Regions from separate parts of the Homo sapiens genome. Here region 1 is linked to region 2. Evidence: chromatin loops called from intact Hi-C (ENCODE). Cell type or tissue: heart left ventricle. All regions are shown on one strand. Links, peaks and the distances in the headings refer to the core of each region. The heading gives the core; the rest is flanking DNA. Region 1 overlaps RGS3 (regulator of G protein signaling 3). Region 2 overlaps RGS3 (regulator of G protein signaling 3).

The links. A loop is a pair of places that touch in the nucleus more often than their neighbours do. Peaks named below come from ENCODE experiments on the same cell type or tissue, not always from the same donor. Only the 100,000 strongest peaks of a DNase experiment are listed, where the experiment ranks them.
Region 1: it touches region 2 in a loop (4-fold over the local background); 6 of 110 quality-filtered maps call a loop at or near these places.

The regions. Positions count from the first base shown.
Region 1 is chr9:113,478,937-113,488,998 of GRCh38, forward strand. RGS3 (regulator of G protein signaling 3) reads left to right here. Exons shown (of 23, transcript NM_001394167.1): 2 at 555-605; 3 at 4,123-4,181; 4 at 5,202-5,296; 5 at 6,689-6,757. Among named protein-coding and RNA genes, the nearest start is that of RGS3, 20 kb to the left of the region's middle. In heart left ventricle, for the core only: no CTCF peak of the experiment used is centred there; a DNase peak (open chromatin) is centred at 5,505; H3K27ac peaks cover 3,716 bases.
Region 2 is chr9:113,527,093-113,537,154 of GRCh38, forward strand. It overlaps RGS3 (regulator of G protein signaling 3), which reads left to right. Exons shown (of 23, transcript NM_001394167.1): 16 at 2,129-2,172; 17 at 9,704-9,826. Among named protein-coding and RNA genes, the nearest start is that of RGS3, 68 kb to the left of the region's middle. RefSeq lists an enhancer at 8,928-9,679. In heart left ventricle, for the core only: no CTCF peak of the experiment used is centred there; a DNase peak (open chromatin) is centred at 1,190; H3K27ac peaks cover 1,675 bases.

The sequences.
Region 1 (10,062 bases), core at 1,461-9,460, 47 kb before region 2:
TACTTCACTATTTCTATATTGATGAACATTTCAGGTGTTTCCAGTTTTTCCTTAAACAATGCTGTAGTGCCAGCCTTTGTGTGCACGTGCTTGTGTTTGTCTACGACAGTGACCTGGAATGAAGACTTTTAGGTGGAAGAATATGCACATTTAAATTTCAGTAGATCTTGGCAGAAATTACCCTCCATTTTCACTCCTTCCAACAGAGAATGACAGTACTTGTTCTCCTACACCTTTACCAACATTTGACAACGACCCAGCAGTGAGATTTCCCAGCATCCACCTGGCTGCCTGTACAGTAGTGAGCTCCCCATCACCAGAGGGGCACAAGCAAGGCTAGAGAACCACTGCTGGAGGCATTCGAAAGGGACTCCCGATGTGGTGGGCGGGGCTGAACCCTGTGGCTTCTGAGGTCCCTGCCAGCCAGAGACTTGTGTGAGTCTTTGAATGGCTTCACATGAACAAAAGAGCATTTCTGTCACCTTTCCTCTAGTTTTTTCCACCACACCCACCAGGGAGCTGAGGCAAGGTTGTTTCTGTTGCTGTTTCCTTAGGTCAGCTGAGGCTGTCCATTGATGCCCAGGACCGGGTTCTGCTGCTTCACAGTGAGTACGGCTTTGTGCAGGCTCACCAAGGAAGGGGCGGGCCACTCAGCTTGCTGCCTGGGGCTGGGGTTGGGGGATGGTGGCACCATGGGCCAAGGCTTCTTTTCTCATCCTTGTATAAAGGATGTGTCCATTGATAAAAGCCAGTATTCACCTGGGGCTCTTTCTATAGAGCAGCCCTGGTCCTGCCTTGGATGTGTCTGGAGTCCACATGGTAGACCTTTCTCATTGACAGGCTACAGCTGCCCCTGGGTACCTCAACTTCCTTCTTGGCCCCAGCAGAGCAGGGCCACAGAAGAGTTTTCCTATCTTCCCTCCCTTCTTTATTCCATCCTTTCTTCTTTTCTCTATTTTTCTCACTCATTCATTTATTCATTGGTTGACAGGCAGCATAGTATCATGGTTAAGATCATAGTCTTTGGAGCCAGACCACTATAATTTGAACCCTGGCTCTGATACTTGTTGAGTGGCCTTGAACAAGCTCCGTTTTCTCATCTGTCAAGTAGTGGTGGTAATACTATGTATCTTACAGGTTGCTACAAAGATTAAGTGAGTTACTGTTAGTAAAGTGCTTAGAACAGTGCTGAACTTGTAGTCAATCCTGTGTAAGTTTTTGTTAGATAAAATAGAAAACTGGCTGGGCACGGTGACTCATGCCTGTAAACCCAGCACTTTGGGAGGCCGAGGCGGGCAGATCACGCGGTCAGGAGTTCAAGACCGGCCTGGCCAACATACTGAAACCCCGTCTCTACCAAAAATACAAAAAAATTAGCCGGGTGTGGTGGCAGATGCCTATAATCCCAGCTACTTGGGAGGCTGGGGTAGGAGAATTGCTAGAACCCAGGAGGTGGAGGTTGCAGTGAGCCAAGATCATGCCATTGCACTCCAGCCCAGGCGACAGTACGAGACTCCGTCTCAAAAAAAAAAAAAAAAAAAAGAAAACCATACATTCCAAAAATAGCGATTGAGCATTAGCTCTGTGCTAGGGGCTGGGAACACCAAGGAGAAGCACCCACCCCTGTCTAGATGGTGTTGATGGGATGCCAGGGAAGACTTGGCGGAGGGGGTGATGCCCACACGGTATCCTGAAGGAGGAATGGGCCTGAGCCAGGCAAAGAGGAGCAGGGAGGGTGTGGCTAGCACTTCATGCACAGGGCTAGCAAGTGCAAAGGCCTGGGGGTCAGAGAGAGCAGGATGCATTTGAAGAGCTGTCTAGCATGGCTGGAGCACAGCACAGGAAGAGTTCATACTCCACCTGTTTGTCTGTCCATGTGTCCATCCTTCCATCCGGCACATGAATAGTTACATGAGTTGCTGTCATGGCCCCCACTGCCAGGACTCTTCTGTTTAGCCCAGAAGGCCCTGTCTATCTCTCCAGCCTCCCTGGCTCTTGCCGCTGACGGTACCCTCCACCTCCAGCTCTATCCAGTTACATGCACTCCCTTGAATACATCTTGCTTGCTCCTGCCTCTGTGCCTTTGCACCTGCTGTTCACTGTGCCTGGAATAACCTTTCTTTTGTTTTGAACCCCTTTTGAAAAATAACTCTCCACCTGCTCTGATTTTGCAAGAAATATGCCTGCCTTCATCATCATTAAGACTCAGGAAGGAAGGGTCATTTTGCCTTATTATTTCCCCCTCCAGGAATCATCCCCCTGACCCACCTGTCTGGGCTGGGTTTATTGCTTTCTCCTTTGTGTCTTTGTCACAGCCCTGACTATACTGTGCCACCTGTGTCTGGCCTCTCTGCCAGACTGAGAATGCAATGAGGACAGGGACTGGGTGTGGTTCATTGTCACTGCTGGCCAGAGAGACCCAGGAGGTCACCAGACCTGGGTCCTGCCCTCAAGAACCACGCCCTCGAGGGAAATGATGCACACAGGAACAGTAACCAGGATACTGGGCAGAGTAGACTAGTAGGCGCCTGGGTCCTCTGGTCATGGCCATGGGGGGCCCAACGTGAAGTTCCCAAGGAGCAGCAGAGGGGTGTTCTCTGCCTGCCAGGGCCTGACTCCAGCTGTGCAAACAGTTTTTGCAAAATGCATCTTGGCCTCCACCACTCCATTTGTCCTGCACAGTTTGCTTTGGCTTCACCCCAGTCTCAGGCCCTTCATCCCTTCCCACCGGTCCCCACTCCTTCCATTGGTTTCCCAGGCCTTGCACCTCAGACTACTGGGAGCACTGTCTGAGCCAAACCCTAGGGCTCAATGAAAACCAGACGTAAGGCTGGGTGCATTGGCTCACGCCTGTAATCCCAGCACTTTGGGAGGCTGAGGCGGGCCAATCACCTGAGGTCGGGAGTTCGAGACCAGCCTGACTAACATGGAGAAACCTTCTCTCCACGAAAAATACAAAATTAGCCGGGTGTGGTGGCACAAGCCTGTAATCCCCGCTACTTGGCAGGCTGAGGCAGGAGAATCACTTGAACCCGGGAGGTGGAGGTTGCAGTGAGCCGAGATCGTGCCATTGCACTCCAGCCTAGGCAACAAGTGCGAAACTCCATCTCAAAAAAAAAAAAAACAAAAAAAACAAGAAACAAACAAACAAAAAAATCCAGACGTAAAAGAAAATAGAACTGAGGCTCAGGTTCTATCAGGTCTATTGTCTTCTTTCTATAGACCTCAGGCAAATGGTGCTGCCTACTCTTGTGACCACACCTGCACCCACCCCACACCTCTCCCCTTGCCTTTATTTATTATTATTTTTCTTTAGCAAACATTTTTTGAGCAATTACTTATTTGCCAGGCACTCCTCTGAGCACTTCAGGCACATTACCTCATTTAATTGGAACAACTACCATGTGAAGTGCATGTTATTATCACTAAACCATTAAAAATGGCAAATTCTGTCCCATGCAAAGCAACTCACTCTAGCTTATATGGTGAGTAAGCGGTGCAGCTGGGATTCATGCCTGGGTCCGTCCACCCCTGAGGCCCCAGCTTGTGACTCCTGTGCTGTGCTGTCCGCCAGCCACAGCACGGCTCACGGCACACCGTGAGTGCCACGGCATGGCTCATGGCACATGGTGAGTGGCCCCTTCATTCCTAGAAGGCAGTCTTGTGTGGTAGAGCACTGAGCCGGGAGTCAAGAGACATGGGTTCCAAATCCAGCGGTCATTCCCATTGTTCTGTGATTGTGGGCAAGTTTCTTACTATCTTGGGTTCCCCTCGAAGCCTCATTTTCCCCATTACATGAAGGGTTAGATTCTATAAACTGTAGTTCTCTTCCAGCTGTAAGATTCAGGGAATTGAATGTACCTCGTAATGCATTGGTGAGGGTGCTGCCAGAGAGTGGAAGATGGTGGGAATGGCCTAGACCAGAGCAGGTTCATAGCCAATGGTGGTTATGCAGATTAAGGGCCTAGTAGCAGGGGCCATAGCCCTGCTACTCACAGATACGCTTTTCTTTTCAGGTCTCTTTATTCGTGTGGATGGATATGTCTATGTGTGTCTCTCTTTCTCGCTGTGTGTGTGTGTATGTTTCCATTCATCCACCCCAATGTCTGAATTCTCTTTTAGTTATAGAAGGTAAAGGCCTGATCAGCAAACAGCCTGGCACCTGTGATCCGTATGTGAAGGTATGTGGTGGGGCCGGAGATGGAGAGTGGGATATTGAGGGGCCATGTTACTGGGCTCAGTCCCAAGGTCCCAGCACACCTGTGGGGCTGGTGACCTTTGAGGAGGCAGTTGCCATCTCACTCATCTTCTCAATAGGCATTTATTGGGCCCAGTGCTGGGACAAACCCATTCCCTTAGCTCGGCTGGGTCCCTGGGGCTTCCTGCAACAGCCAAAATCTTAAGGGCGATCTTGGTCATCTATATAGGTGGGCAGTGAGTATGTGGATGGCTGAAATCCACAGGTAATCCCAAGACCTCTTGTGAAAAGCACCGTTTTCACCCACTTTCCCCCCAAACTAGGGGCAGGATGGCCAGATTTGGGCAGTAGAGTGGAGGGAGTGTCTCTGAGGGCTGGAAGATCCTTCTGGGTTGGGCTTTTGCTGTAAAGACAGGGTCCTTATAGGGGTGGGGCTCTACTTTCAGTGAGAGCCAAAGGCCAGGAGCTTCCTAAAGTGTGGCAGCTGGGGTTCCAGGTGCTGGCCCTCAGCATTCTTCCTGAAGCCTTCAGGCTGATCAGAAGCCCCTGCTGGCAAGGAATTTATCAGGAGCAGGGCTAGAACAGCCCTGGGTTGAGAACATGGATTTGGGGCCTTGGCAGAGGCTGACCTGGAGCCTTCGTGAAGGGAGCACTCAGCAGCTGCTGGGACCTTAGAAGAGAGGAGTCCTTTCGCTTCTGGGGAAACCACTCTGCTTGGGGGAAGAGCAGAGATGATAAAGTTGTACCCCAGCTCTGGCTGGGCCGTGGCTGCCTTTTTGGTACCACCCACCATGAGGCCCTGTCCTGGCATCTGCCTCCAATGTCTCTTGCCCTGGGCTCCTTGTTCCCTTGCAGCATCTGACAGGGGACTCTATTCTGTCCTCTGCAGAGGCTGACTTGAAGGACCCTGGGAAGCCTTTAACTTGGAGATGTGCAGAGTCAGCTGCTGGGCTTAGGTGGGCCATGAGATCCGCTAATCATGCTTCCTTTTTTCCAATTCAAGATTTCTTTGATCCCTGAAGATAGTAGACTACGCCACCAGAAGACGCAGACCGTTCCAGACTGCAGAGACCCGGCTTTCCACGAGCACTTCTTCTTGTAAGAGTCTGGTGCAGCTGGGCCCTAGAAAGGAGAGGGAAGGAGTGTTTATCTGGAAACAGCTCTGTTTGCCAAATCTAGAACTAGATCTATGCAAAAAAAAAAAAAAAAAAAAAACCAAAACAAAAAAAACCAGTGCCTTCTAAAGGATGTCTTTGTTTTCTCACTCACTTGTGTCCTTGCATCCCTGGCACCAGGCCCAGCAGCGAGGTCCACAGTGATAAGGTATCACTTGGCTAGCTCTCATAACTAAAATGCCCAGCCTGGGGCTGGCAGCCCATAAAAAGTGTAGGCAATTTCCCACTGTGCCTTGGGCCAAGCTTTCTCCTTTAGCCGAAGGAATTTTCCAAGCTGAAGGATGTTTTGCCTCCCTGCCCCCCTTTTTACTTCAACTTTCTAACCTCTCTGAGCCTTGGCTTCCTTATTTGTAAAATGGGGCTAATAATAGTAGCAACCTCAGAGAGCTGTGGGGTATAAATGGGACAGTATAACATAACACAGGGTACCAGCTATTATTGTTATTATTTCTTTCCCCAATCTCTGAACTCTGGGGCCAATGGGAAGGTAATGTACATTTTGTATTTTCCTATTAGTGAAAATTAATATTTTGGTTTTTCTCTTACTACATAAAGTAGTTTTGGTTATGATAGGAAAATAGAAAATATAGATGAGTAAAAAGAAGAAAATAGAAAACACCTATAGCCCTCCTACTCACAGATACGCCCTACTGTATTTCTTTTCAGACCTTTTAAGGTCCTTTTCAGACCTTTTCAGACCTTTTAATGTGTATGTTTGCGTGTGGGTGTGTATGTTTGCATGTGTGTGTGTATATGTCTGTGTGTGTATGTTTACAAAAATGGAATTTTTTTTTTTGAGATGGAGTCTTGCTCTGTCACCCAGGCTGGAGTGCAGTGGCACAATCTCGGCTCACTGTAAGCTCCGCCTCCTGGGTTCACGCCATTCTCCTGCCTCAGCCTCTGGAGTAGCTGGGACTACAGGCGCCTGCCGCCATGCCTGGCTAATTTTTTTTGTATTTTTAGTAGAGACGGGGTTTCACCGTGTTAGCCAGGATGGTCTCGATCTCCTGACCTCATGATCCGCCCACCTCTGTCTCCCAAAGTGCTGGGATTACAGGCATGAGCCACTGTGCCCGGCCCGAAAATGGAATTATTTTATAATAGCATGTTGTAACCTCCTTTTTGTCCTTAACAACATAATATAAACTGTTTTATGCATGGAGGTAGTCATCTCTTACTTTATTTGTAATATAGTTTATTTAACCAGCTGTTGACGTTACTTCCACATTTTTGGAATTATGACTGACTCTATGAGTCAGCTATGGCCTGGAGCTCAGCCCTTACTAACACTCCGATGGTCTGATTGATTTCGCAGTCCTGTCCAAGAGGAGGATGATCAGAAGCGTCTCTTGGTTACTGTGTGGAACAGGGCCAGCCAGTCCAGGTGAGGAGAGCTGCTGAGCTGGAGGGGGACTCTGCTCTGGGCTAGTGGGTGACAGCCAGGTGGCCAGCATACACCAGGGGTTCGATTAGTGCTTTCTGGATAAATGAGTGATAGTGGCAATACTAAATTGCAGAGGCTGCCCCTCCTTGAGTCTCCATCATTCCAGGTGTTACCAAGGACTGTGTTATCAATGAGCATTTGCTGAGCACTCGGTATCAAACAAGGCACTGTGCTGGTCACTGGGGAAGCCGACCAGCCTACACATGGAAATTTATTCTCAAGGTGTCCACTGTTCACGTGGGGACACCAGGCACTGCATGGAGAGAAATTACAATAACAACATGTACGTGCTCAGTTCTACAGGACTCTAAGCACCTTGAAAAACAGGACTATTTCTTTTTTAGTCATCACAGTACCTAGTGCCTGGCATATAGATGTTTATTAGATATTGGCTGCATGAAGAAAAGAATGACATGAGTAATAAAGGCCATCAGTATGGGAAGAGGGAGAGTTCACTGTGGTCTGAGATGATCAAGGAAGGCTTCATGGAAAAAGTGGAATTTTGAACTTGGGCACAGATGAAGAATAAGACAACTAAAGAAGAAGGTTGGAAATGGCATTCCAGGCAGGGCAAAGCATGAGCAAAGGCAAGGAGGCAGAAATACTCACTGTAAGCTAAGGCTGCCATGATGAGGCCAGGTAAGGGAGTATAGAAGTTTTGTGTAGGAGAATCCAAACAGGCTGATCTTGCAGGCAGTGCAGGACACAGGAGGGCTGAAGTGGCCATTAGTGACGGCAGTTAGAGCGGAGCAGGGGAGGAGTGCCGGGCAGGTGAGCATGAGAATTGGCTGTTGAGTGACAGCAATGCACTGCCATGGCCCACTGTTAGCGGCAGTGGCTCATTTGGCTGGTGCAGCCTAAGGAATCTGGGATACCCCATGGTCAGTATCATTTGCGGAGCAATCACATCACTGAATGGTGACTGAAAAGGGGCTTCCGTGAATGAAAATCAGCTCAAGTCACCAGCTGAGACCTGGAAAACATTTTTGGGTTCAATGCTCTTTAGTACTCTAAATGTTATTAGCTAATATGTTTTTTAAAATCGGGGTGTATTTAACATACAAAACGAAGGATTTCTCTTTTAATAAAGTATCCACTTTTCATCCTAGGGTAGTATAGTACAATAAACCTCATTCATTCATTCATCCAGCTGCCATTTCCTGGGTATCACTGTGGCAACAACATGCTGGGGATGCATGCATAGGGTCAAAGACTTTCCTATCGGATCACCGATAGAGACTTGGAGCTGAGAGTGAGGAGGGGGACGTCATGTTAATAACAATAGCAATTGCTGACTGGGTGCTGACCTGGAGCCAGGGGTTAACAGTGCATTGTCTCATTTAATTCTTTTTTTTTTTTTTTTTTTTTTGAGACGGAGTCTCGCTCTGTCGCCCAGGCCGGACTGCGGACTGCAGTGGCGCAATCTCGGCTCACTGCAAGCTCCGCTTCCCGGGTTCACGCCATTCTCCTGCCTCAGCCTCCCGAGTAGCTGGGACTACAGGCGCCCGCCACCGCGCCCGGCTAATTTTTTGTATTTTTAGTAGAGACGGGGTTTCACCTTGTTAGCCAGGATGGTCTCGATCTCCTGACCTCATGATCCACCCGCCTCGGCCTCCCAAAGTGCTGGGATTACAGGCGTGAGCCACCGCGCCCGGCCTGTCTCATTTAATTCTTACAACAGCTCTAAGAAGAGTGTGGTTTTGTCCTAAGTTTTCAGAAGAGGAAACTAAAGTTTAGAGAGGTTAGGAATTTGCCTAAGGTCATACAGCCAGTTAACAATAGAGCCGGGATGGAATCCAGGTGGTTGGACCCCAGGGTCTTTCCTCTCAACACTGTACTGACTCATGGGTGGACAGGTGAAAGGACAGAAGAAAGAGCCAGTAAAGTAGAGAGGGAAGGGCAGGGCAAGAGTGGAGTGAGGAGGGATCTGCAAACTCATTGACGTTGCTGGAAGGTTAAGTACAAAGTAGGGACTGGCTAAAGATTAGCTGAAGAGGTTGGTATAAGCCAAGTCAGATGATTCTGTAGATTCTCTTTGGAGTATGGGGTTTCTCCTAAGGGCCGGTGGTTCTCGATCCTGGATATACATCAGAATTCCTTGGGATGCTTGTCAGGAACCTAGATTCTTAGGTGCCGCGTCAGATTAATTACATCCAACTCTTCATGGGCAGGGCTGAGAAATCTGCATTTAAACATGTTTGCAGGGTGAACCTCCTGCAGTCACTTTGGTGTTTGGGAATGTCTGGCCATTGGGAGATACTGAAGTGTGTCAAGCCAGGGAATGATGGATGCACATTCTAGATCTATCACTTTGGTAGGTCTTTGGAAGGTTGAGGTGAGAGAGAGGCTTTGGGGCTAGGGAGGGGAAAACAGACTCAGGCCATATTTAGGAGATTAAATCAGTAGTGCTTAGTGGTGATTTGGCTGTGAGAGCAGTGTGAGAAGTCAAGGGTAACTCCTGGGCGGCTGGTGGTGTCTCCACCTAAGACAGAGTTACTGGAGGTGGAGGTGAGTCAGCTTGGGATACGGTGAGATGCAGGTGCTTGGAGGGGAGCCAGGTCAGAGCTGTGAAGTAGGGCTCACCTTTGCCTACCTGGAACTTGGAAGACAGAGATATGGGAGCCATGAGCAGGAAGGCAGTGGGTGAAATTCTGAGCAAGTGAGATTGTCAAGGAAGGTCATCGAATGCTAAGGACCAAGGGTCCGCTCCCTGTCTTTGAAGGGACAGGCCAATGAAGGGAAGGTCCTGAAGGAGACAGCAGAGTGTCAGAGAGGCATATGGACGCCCAGAAAGCCCTTTGGGTGGAGGCAGACACCAAACTGCTGGAGAAGGAGCCGGTCATGCCCTTCATGGCTTTTGGAAAAGAAAATGAGGCCAGGGAAAGTGAGTCAGCGTCATGGGGCAGTGTCTCCACGTGTTGCCTATTTTGGGAAAGTGAGATGCCTTATTAAACAAACTACAGCCAAACTCACGGTCACAGTCCCAGCCCGAAGCTCAGGAGGATCAGGGCCTTGGGAGCAGAGGGCCCTGTGAAGCTGTGAGCAGCACGCAGGCCGGCCTGGCCTCCTTGCGCTCTCCTTTTCCTCTCTCCTTTATCGATCCATTTCGGAGCGAGAAGGCCTCTGAGCTGGAGGAGGCAGACAGAGTGATTGCAGGAAACTTCGGCTCTGCTGAATGCTCTCAAATCAAATTGTGCCTCTCTGAAGGATGGACATTCAACTTATCAACATGAAAGACAATTGTG
Region 2 (10,062 bases), core at 651-8,650:
ATTTCAGAGAAAGTTTGCAGTAATGCAGGGAGGTTGGGGAAGGAGGCAAGGGTGTCACAGCACAGAAAAGTTGTCAAGGCAATCCATCCACCATTCCCTGCCATAGGAAATATGTCTCAGGGAGTGTTCCCCCAACCTCAGCCTCCTATTTCCCTGCAGCTCTCATCTCCTGGACTTTCCTCTCCCTTCTAGAACCTTCTCTTTTCTTGCCGCCAGCTTCTAACCCCCAAGTTTCTGTTATTTTCTTACATAGATCCTTTTGACTCTTACTTGGCACTAGGATCTGCTTCTGGAAGGCCAAAGAAATGTCCCAGTGTGTTCTCTTAAACAAAAGAAACCACCTCCTCTTGTCTCCACCCTCAGCAACACAAGGAACCAGCAGAAGCTTTGAAATTACAGTTTTCTTAAACATGATGGACTTCTTAGGCAGGACTCCCTCCCTCCCCAGTCCATCGCTAGGTGGGAAGAAGTAGAAAGATTTATTCTCCCTAAGTCCGAAGTGAACCCTCATTTACATAAGGGAGATTTTTTAATCTGGCTGTGCCTGGCAGCCCTTGGCCCTAGGGATAGCTTTGTCTCAGAACTGCCCATATACCTTGCTTCGAGGGGGCCTGGCCTTCACCCACACCAGGGCCCTCATTCACTGCTTTTCTTAGGAATTGACTTGACCCACAGTCTCTATTTTTATCTTGCTGTCTTCTCTTTGCAACTAATTTTGCTGTCTTTGACAATTTCTTTACTTCAAGTATGTGTTAAGGGTTCTACCTTGAGCCCAGCACTGGCCTGGTGCTTTGAGAGGACAGAGGAGCTGGATAGGGCATATGTGGTGGGCATTTGAGAGGTGGGCTGTGTAGTGGTAGGAGTGTGGGCTCTGGATCCAGGCTACCTGGGTCTAAATCTTGATTCTCTTCCTTACTCCTGGGCAAGTTACTCAATTCATCTGTGCCTCAGTTTTCTCAAGAGTCTTGGGTGAAAAGAGCCCTGTCTTCCAGGGGTTGTTGTGAGGGTCAAGCATATCCATGGGAAGCATAAGGAACAGTGGTTGGCATGGAGCACTGTGGTGCGCTAAGGTCCTGTGGCCCTTTAAGCATTTACTGTTTTACGTGCTGCGTGGTTGCTTCCCTCAACAATGACAGTTTGCCTAGTGAGACCCATTGCACGGTCACAGGGAGTAACCATCCCAGGACCGTGCCCAGACAAGTGACCTAAGCGGGAGTGCTGCCAGGCCCTGAGGAGTGGCTGCAGTGGGCAGGGCAGGTGTCCTGGAGGGAGGGACCAGGCTGCTTCTCTGCACTTGCTCTTCCTTGAACACAATTTGTGCTTCTCTTGGAATGTCCTTTCTTCCCACCTTGAGTCCAAACTCAACAGGGCCCTCCTTCAGGAAGCTTTTCCCAGAAGCTGGGTGTCATCTCCTGGTCCTCCTGCTTCTGAAGCGCTCTGAGCAATCACCTTCCCTCGGCGTTGACATTGGACCTTAGCTCCTCTGCTGAAGGAGGCAGTTGCTGACAGCCCTCCCAGATGCCTCCCAGGTGGAGGGGAGTTAGTGAATGGTTGCAACTGGGATCCTGGACTAGGGGTTAGGAGGCTATAGGAAAACATACAGAGAGGTGAAGCCTGGGCCTGGAAGCTGTCTCTGGGCTCCACCCAGTCTATGACAGGGTATCCACCTGCACAGCCCACCATTCCTTGGCGGAAAACAAGCCTCCCTATTGAATTTCAAAATGGCAAAGGCAGTTGGAGCATTTAAAGGAAAATCCAGATGTGTGCTGCCTCCAGGTCTCTCACTGCAGAAATCATGGAAGGGAGGAGGCCTCCTGGGATGGATGAGGGCTCCCCCCAGTACCTGATGCCCAGAGGGTGCTGCTGGCTACCTCTCCTGGGGATGAGGTTTCAGCATTCCTTGGGCCAGGCTGACCCGCAGGCAAATGCCTTAGAGCTGTACATTACCCTGGTTAGTTACGTAGCCAATTTTCCTCCAGAGACTTCCCTGCCTCCCATGCCTGCCTCTCTCTTTTCCCAGGAGGTGCCACACACAGCCTTCTGGGCAAGACAGCTGACTGTGCTGGAGCAAACTGCTGAGGCTCTTTATCCAGTTCTAATGCAAATCTTACTTTTTGTTCCCTCAAAGGTTCTTCAGAAGACCTGAAATTCTGCGTGCTCTATCTAGCAGAGGTGAGTCCTTTCCTCTGGATTTGAGGAGAGAGATCTTCGACCTGGTGCTTGAGGGGAGACACTGGGCTGGGATCTAGACCAGTGTTCTGATGCCAGCCTCCATACCCACTCATGCCGAAGTCCTGGGCAAGGCCAGAGTAGCGGTTTTTTGCTAGGTAGAATGGGACTAGCCATTCCTGCCCCTGCCTCTCTCACCTCTGTGTTAAAGAGCAGTGGACAGGAAAGTGCTTAGAACAGACCCTTGAGATTTTCTGTGCAGGACCTCCTGAACTGCAGGAATCTCAGTGGGGGTGTGGCCGGGCAACTGTGCATCACCCTGTTTACTGGTTAATAGCCCTTCCTCTAGAGATCGCCCTGATTCCTGTACCTGCCTCTTGCTTCCACGTTTTCCAGGAAGTACCACCAACGACCCCTTGTACAGGGTCTTGTCAGTGTTTCAAAAGGCCTGAAGGTATTTGTACCTTTACCTGGGCCAGATAATACAGGCTAAAACAAACATCCAGTGTCTGGGTTTCAGGCTGGAATGATACCCACTCAGTGTGGTTGAGATTCCTGGTTATCTCAGTCTGATCAGAAGCTTAGATAGGCAGTGCTGTGCCTTTGCTGAGCAACATCTGGCAAGTAACTTATTACTTGATTTGGTTTGGTAGATAAAATATCATTAAGGCTGGGGTTTAACCCAAGAGATCCTTGAAGATGAAAAAGTTGAGAGCCACTGAGCTATACAAATACTTTTCAATTTTCGGTGAATTTTCTATTCACTGCAGGGCGGTGTCTGTTCAAGCAAGGATGCATTAGACACATTCCTGCCTCTGCCTTCGCTTAAGTTTGTCTCATGCAACAGTCCAGGGAACCTGTTTTGTGGGAGGTGGGACATGGTCTATATTGGCTGGCCAAGAGGAACACACCCCTTTGAGAAGGAACTGTACACAGTTTGTGATTGAAAATCATTCTTTCAGTTCCTGGCTAAGAAGTGCAAGGCCTAGAGAGAGTTTTTGAACAGCCCCCTGGAGGAGAAGACAGTTGATGAGAAGTTAGCTTTAGCGGAGGGCAGAGAGTTCCAAAGAGGCAGTGGACATTGCTGGGGCTCAGCTGGGGAACTGGGCTGCCTGAAATACAGACCTGAGGGCCAAGAGGGCATTGGATGTCCTCCCCTGTGTCAGGCACATTCCCCCGGAGCACAGGAAGTGGCTGATGGAATCACTTCAGTGCTGGAGGGTGTTTAGTTCCACAGAGCCAAGCAAGCAGAGAGGAGAAGCCATGACCAGGCTAGGCTCTTCCTCCAGCCTCACCACACTGGGTTCTGATTCTCTGGGGCAGTTCCTGAAAGGAGGCTCCAGGTTCTTTAATGCCAATAGAGCTTCCTTCCAGGTTGGGTTAGTTTTTTCCCAGAGAAAAGGACTTCTGCTCCATTAGTTTCCTGGGATCTGTGACGTGCTGGCTTCCAGAGATTGTGAAGGGATATTGATTTGCGGCTTTTTGTTTCAGTAAAGTGCCAGGTGATCTGATCTCCAGGGGCTGTGGGATTGAGCTTACAGGCAGCTAGAAGCCTCTCTCTTCTCTTAATGGGTTGCTATTTAGAAGAAGTACTATAATTCAGGGAAGACAAGATGCCTTCTTGCTCTGTAGCCTGGACCACTCTTAACATGGGTGGTTTTGGATCCTATCAAGAGCCTGAAACTCACATCTTAGTTGGAACTTCTGACAAGTGATTTCTCTTCATTGCCTGACATGCAGGTGGCATCCAGAGAAGAAAAAGAGAGTCAGGATTTGGAGAAGTTTTTTGACTCTGTATTGAGAAAGGCCCAATTGCCTGGGTGATGGCAGCTCTGATTGTTCTCTAGCTGCAAGATCCTGGGTGGTGTTATCCGAAAGTAGTCCTGGGCTCTGGGTCTCTATTGCCTGGACAGGTGTGTTTCTCAGTTCCTGCAAATACACTGGACAGATGCAGCCCACAATTGGCTTCAGAACACAGAAGGCTCTGAAGTCAGTTGGGTCCATGGGCACATTGGTCAGGGACTATTCTCTAACCTAGAATCTGATGTTGGCTCCATTAATTTAAGAGTCTTGGAGTTAGGAAAACCTAGATTTGAATCTTGGCTCTGCCATTTTCTGAGTGATCTGGGGCCAGTTACAAACTCATCTCTGAAATGGGGCTGGTTCTACCCTGCAGGGTTGTGGTAATGATTAAATGAGATTCAATAAGACTTGCATCCAAAGCACTTAGCACAGAGCCTGGCACACAGTGAGCGCTCAATAAATGGTAGCTATTGTTATTGTCAGTTTCAAAACAAGGGGAAGGGCTCTTCATATTCATTTACTCTCCATTAGAGAAATCACAAATGATTTATTGGTCTTTTAAGAAGAAAGCTAAGAGGAATAGCTCATATTCTTTGTAATGTGCATATACAGTTATACAAATATGGTAAGATCACAGACTCTGGAGGAGGCAGAAGACAAACAGTGAATCTCTCCTCTCCCGAGACCTCCTGGGGCCAGTGACATAACCTCTCTGAGCCTTAGTTTTCTCATCTGAAAAATGGTAGCAGCTGCTTTCCTTCCTACCTATGTCATAGGGTCATTAGGAGAACTGAATTAAATGACAGAATTTTTATCAAAGCAAATGAACCAACTTAATTTATGGCTGAAGAGGTTTTGTTTTTTACAAAGATACAGTTAATTCAGGAGCAAGGAGGTAAGGCAAGAGCGGGATTTTAAAGAGGCCAAGAGGAGCTGGGTGTCTGGTTGGATTTCAGGATGCCCATGTTTAAATGCACAGGTCTGTGCCCAGTGCTTCTGGGCCAGGGCCAGTGCATCTGAAAGGTCTGTGCTTGGCTGACCACCCCATAGTCAGGAGGCACCGTCTGAGTGAGTTATGTGAGGAAGCCTTCAGGGTGGCTTATGGCCTTGACCACAGAGCCTGCTATTGAGGGCACAGTGGGCATCAGTGTTGGGACTGACGAGTTGGATCACACCCTGGATTAAAAGAGATGGTTTACCTGTGAGGGAAGCCAGGAAGGTAATGAGTGTCCCCAATTTAGACAGATTTAGGCAGATGGGAATTCAGCCTCCCTGGAGGGAGCTGGCTTAGTGCTCTCTCTCTTGGCTTGGCCAAGAGAGAGAGAGACCAAAGCTTAGGTCTCCCGAAAATGTTTGCCCATCTAAGCCAGCCAGCTCTGCCCCCTGCCTTGGAAGCCTTCTGGGTCCTCTAGTATTACAGCTTCAAGCTCTGAGAGCCAGAGACCCAGCCCTACACTCTGCTGTTGAGACAGGCAATACGGTCACCATCTCAGGTGAAGAAATAATGGCTTTCCAAAGGAGATTCCCATGGGGCAGGGCAGCAGAGGGTGGTTCTTGTGGTGTCAGCAAAACAGGCATAATCATGGCTATTACCTTGCAGTGTCGTTGGAAGAAATGTCGAGGTATCACTGGTAAGGGGCTTAGCACTGTGCAGGGCATGGGATTTGAGGGGGCTGCCTCAGTATTGAGGGTAGGTGGCTCTCTCACTGTGAGAGGCCCTCCCAGGATGGGGGGAGCTCTTTCATACTTTTGTAGGGAGGGGGACACCATCCTGGAGCTTAGAGCAGTGGACAGTTATACAAAAAGCTGCCAGCGAACTCTGCAGCTGCTCTGAGACCCAGCTACCTACAGAATTTCTCCTGGAGGCTTTGCATTCTGGTCGCCTCTTGGTCCAGTCTGCAAGAGGGAGCATTCCTGCCAGCCACAGGTGTGGCAGCCTGACCAGGTGATGAGACCTCCCCAGGTGTTGGAGATGAGATCCCAGCATGTGGTTCTCCAAGGCTTTGAGCTGGAGCTCTGCTCCTCATTGGCGATGAGACTCAGGGAGGTCCTTAGCTGCTCTGAACCTTGGCCATTCCCTTCCATAAAATGGGGACAACAATCCATGCCCTTCCTGCCTCTTCACTGCATTGCCAAGATCAGCATGAGATCGTGGGTGGGAAAATTCTGTTTTTTTTTTTTTTTGAGACAGAGTCTCACTCTGTTACGCAGGCTGAAGTGCAATGGTGCGATCTCAGCTCACTGCAACATCCGCCTCCTGGGTTCAAGCGATTCTCCTGCCCCAGCCTCCCAAGTAGCTGGGATTACAGGTGCACACCACCATGCCTGGCTAATTTTTGTGTTTTTAGTAGAGACGGGGTTTCATCGTTTTGGCCAGGATGGTCTCAAACTTCTGACCTCAGGTGATCTGCCTGCCTCAGCCTTTCAGAGTGCTGGGATTGCAGGCATGAGCCACCGTGCCCAGCTGGAAAGTTCTTTTTAAAATTGATAATCAGACAAAAGGAATTATTAGTAAGGCAGAATTCCTGCTTCAGAACAGAAAGAAAAGAGGACATGGAGGCCCAGGGAGATTAAGGAATCTGCTGAAGCCCACCCAACTGGGTAGAAGCAGGGCTGGGAGGCTCGGGCCAGGGCCAGGGCCAGCTTCATGGAGTGATGGCCTTTCCAAGCTGGAAGGGACCACAGTTCCTGCCTCACCCCCCACCTTTACATGGGAACACTGGAGACAGGGAGCAGAGGGCCTTCTGGTCAGCATCTGCCTCACCCGGCTTCTCCCTGGGAAATCTTGGGGTCTTTTGCTGGCCATATCCTTCCCCTGCCATGGGCTAGAGGACTCTGGGCAGCGGAGGGAAGCTGTTGTTAAGTAGAAGCTCCAGGAGTGCCTCAGCGCACCACCCAGTTCCCTGAAACCAGCAGGCAGGGCTTTCTTTCCTCTTTCCCCAGATGCTCTTAGGAAGATCAACTTCTGAGCACTTTTGGGCCTGAGAGGAATGGCTGGCACTCAGCATGGGAAGTGCCCCCACTCTGAAGGGTGGCATTCCTGAGGGTTGGGTTGGATGCAGGGTAGAAGAAGTCCCTAGATATTATCAGCTGATGTGATAGTCCACCCCAGCTCAAGGCCTGCTTTCGCTGCTTCTGGAACAGCTTCTCCCAAACATTGTTTTTGCTGGCCCCTTCTTACCGTTCATGCCTTAGCTTGTGTGTTGCCCTTTCTAAGAGGCCTTTTCTGATCACCTCAAGTATGACCTCTCCCTTTATGACCTTGGTGACATTTTCACAAGTTGTAATTACAGTTGTCCCTCAGTATCCACCAAGGATTTGTTCCAGGACCCCACAGATACCAAAGTCCAAAGATGCTCAAGTCCTTGACACAAAATGGGGTAGTATTTAATATAACCTATACACATCCTTCCATGTACTTTAAATCATCTTTAGATTACTTATAATATCTAATACAATGTAAGTTCTGTATAAATAGTTGTTAAACTGTATTGTTTAGGGAATAATGGCAGGAAAAGAAATCTGTACATATGTAGTACAGATGAATTTTTTTTTTTTTTTTTTTTGAGACAAGGTCTGCCCTGTCGCCCAGGCTGGAGTGCAGTGGCACAATCATTGCTTACTGTAGCCTCAAGCTCCTGGGCTTCAGCAATCCTCCCACCTTATCCTCCCAAGTAGCTGGGACTACAAGCGCACACCACCACACCCAATTAATTTTTTTTTAAAACTTTTGGTAGAGACTGGGTCTCACTGTGTTTCCCAGGCTTGTCTGGAACTCCTGGGCGCAAATGATCCTCCTGCCTTGGCCTCCCAAAATGCTGGTTTACAGATGGGAGCCACTGTGACCAGCCTAAAATATTTTTTCAAATATTTTCCATCCTCTGTTGGTGGACTCCATGGTTGTAGAAACCATGGATAGGGAGGGCTGTATATTATTTCTTTAATTGTTTATTTGTATAAATAACAAATATTATTGTCTTTGCCCCTAACCTGAGAGCATGGGCTTAGTCTGTCTCATTTACCTCTTTATTTCCAATGCCTAGGACTGTCTCTGACACAGAGCAGGTGCTCAATAAATAGTTATTTTATTTTGTTTTTTTTTCGAGGCTGAGTCTTGCTTTGTCACCCAGGCTGAGTCTGGCTTTGTCACCCAGGCTGGGGTACAGTGGTGCGATCCTGGCTCACTGCAACCTCTGCCTGCCAGGTTCAAGTGATTCTCCTGCCTCGGCCTCCTGAGCAGCTGGGATTACAGGCACATGCCACCACGCTGGCTAATTTTTGTATTTTTAGTAGAGATGGGGTTTCAGCATGTTGGCCAGGCTGTTCTCGAACACCTGACCTCATGATCCACCCGCCTCGGCCTCCCAAAGTGCTGGGATTATAGGCATAAGCCACTGCGCCCAGTCAATAAATAGTTATTAAACAAATGAATTACTGAATAGTAATACTAGTGACTGTTTGTTGAGGCCTGATTGTTGTCCTCCTTGCTTGCCCTCCTAGTAGCTCTGAAAGCCAGGTGATGCCATTATATCCCCATTTCACAGGCAGCTTGGTACTTTCCTGAGGTTGACAGCTGGGAAGTGGCACAGCTGGGATTCAAACCAGGCCTGTCCAACTGCAAAATGAGAAAGGGCTGGATAGAAACACTGTCTTTTTTTTTTCTGTTCCAAGGGATCAGCTGATGCTCTTAGCTCCCTGGCTGAGTTCATCTAATCGCAGCCCTTTGGGGTTATAATCAAATTCTAGTGGAGGCAGACAGAGCTTGTACTCCCCTGATGAGAGTACCCGGTTGTGGGTGGCAACCCTGGGCATGTACCACCATCCCTACCCCGCCCCTAGCACACTCTGCTTTAGGGGTGGCTCTCTGGGTCCTTGAAGCTCCCTGGTGCTTGTGCCAAAGCTGACCTGGATTTGACCTTATCCCAGAAGTCCTTCCTGGCAACCAGAGCTTACCAAGGCCATTGCTTGCTAAGCACTATATGAGGCCTAGATGAAAAAGGCCTTTCTAGGAGGGGTTTGTAGTTTAGTTGGGGAGACGAGACTGTAGTACTTAACAAGGTTGAATAGCGAAGCGGGACCTAAATGTCAGCAGTGCCTGGGATGTTGCTGCCCTCGAGTGAGCTGAACAGTCACAGATTAGACCAAGATCATGTGCTGGGCAGTGGGGCTGCAGAGGGCCACATGACTCTGCCCGTCAAAGACTTTCCAAAGGACCCTGAGTTGCTGTTTGGGTTCTGTTGGTATGCCCGTCCAACCACCCGTTCAGCCTTGGCCTTGGGATCAGAGAAGAGCGCTGTGAGGAAGATGGGTTCTGTGAGCCAGGGGAGGTGGGGAGGGTTCCTGGCTCCACAGAGAATCAGCCTGAGGCCCTGGCCCTCTGGGCTTCCCACGTGCTCCCTCAGCTGCTGCTTTGTGCTGCCTGCCCCTGGGGGTGACCTCATCGGCTCTGTCCTGCTCTCCACAGGCCTCTGCTGTGTTGGGAGCCACTGCCTTCCTCCCCTCCCCCAACCTGTGGGCCCACAGCTCGCCAGCTGGCCCTTGAACCCACTTCCCTGCGCCTCTGGCTGCCTCAATGTCACTGGGGATTAGTGTGCATTTGCGGCTTTTGGCGGACACTCCCCTCCTGGCTGCAGCCTCACCCTCTGGAGCCCAGGGATGGGCTTGGGCCTGGGAGCCCCCTGAACCAGGGAGCAGCCCTGACCGTCCGTTTCTCTATTTTCCCTGACGTCAGAAGGCAGAGTGCTTATTCACTTTGGAAGCGCACTCGCAGGAGCAGAAGAAGAGAGTGTGCTGGTGCCTGTCGGAGAACATCGCCAAGCAGCAACAGCTGGCAGCATCACCCCCGGACAGCAAGGTAAGGGCCTTGACAGTGGCTGTGGCCTGGCTGCCTCGTTTCCCCTCAGCCAGCCTAGACCCTTGAGCCTCTGCATTGAGCTGGGGGCCAGCCTGAGCTTCCAACTTGGCTCTGGGCAATGAGCTCTTGGCAAGCGGGGACCTGTGCCCGAATGTCTCTCCCCCTTGGCATGTCATTGGGTCTGCTGAGTGGGTCTGACAGTGCTCGTGTAGAGCGACAGAGCCAAATTAAGCGTG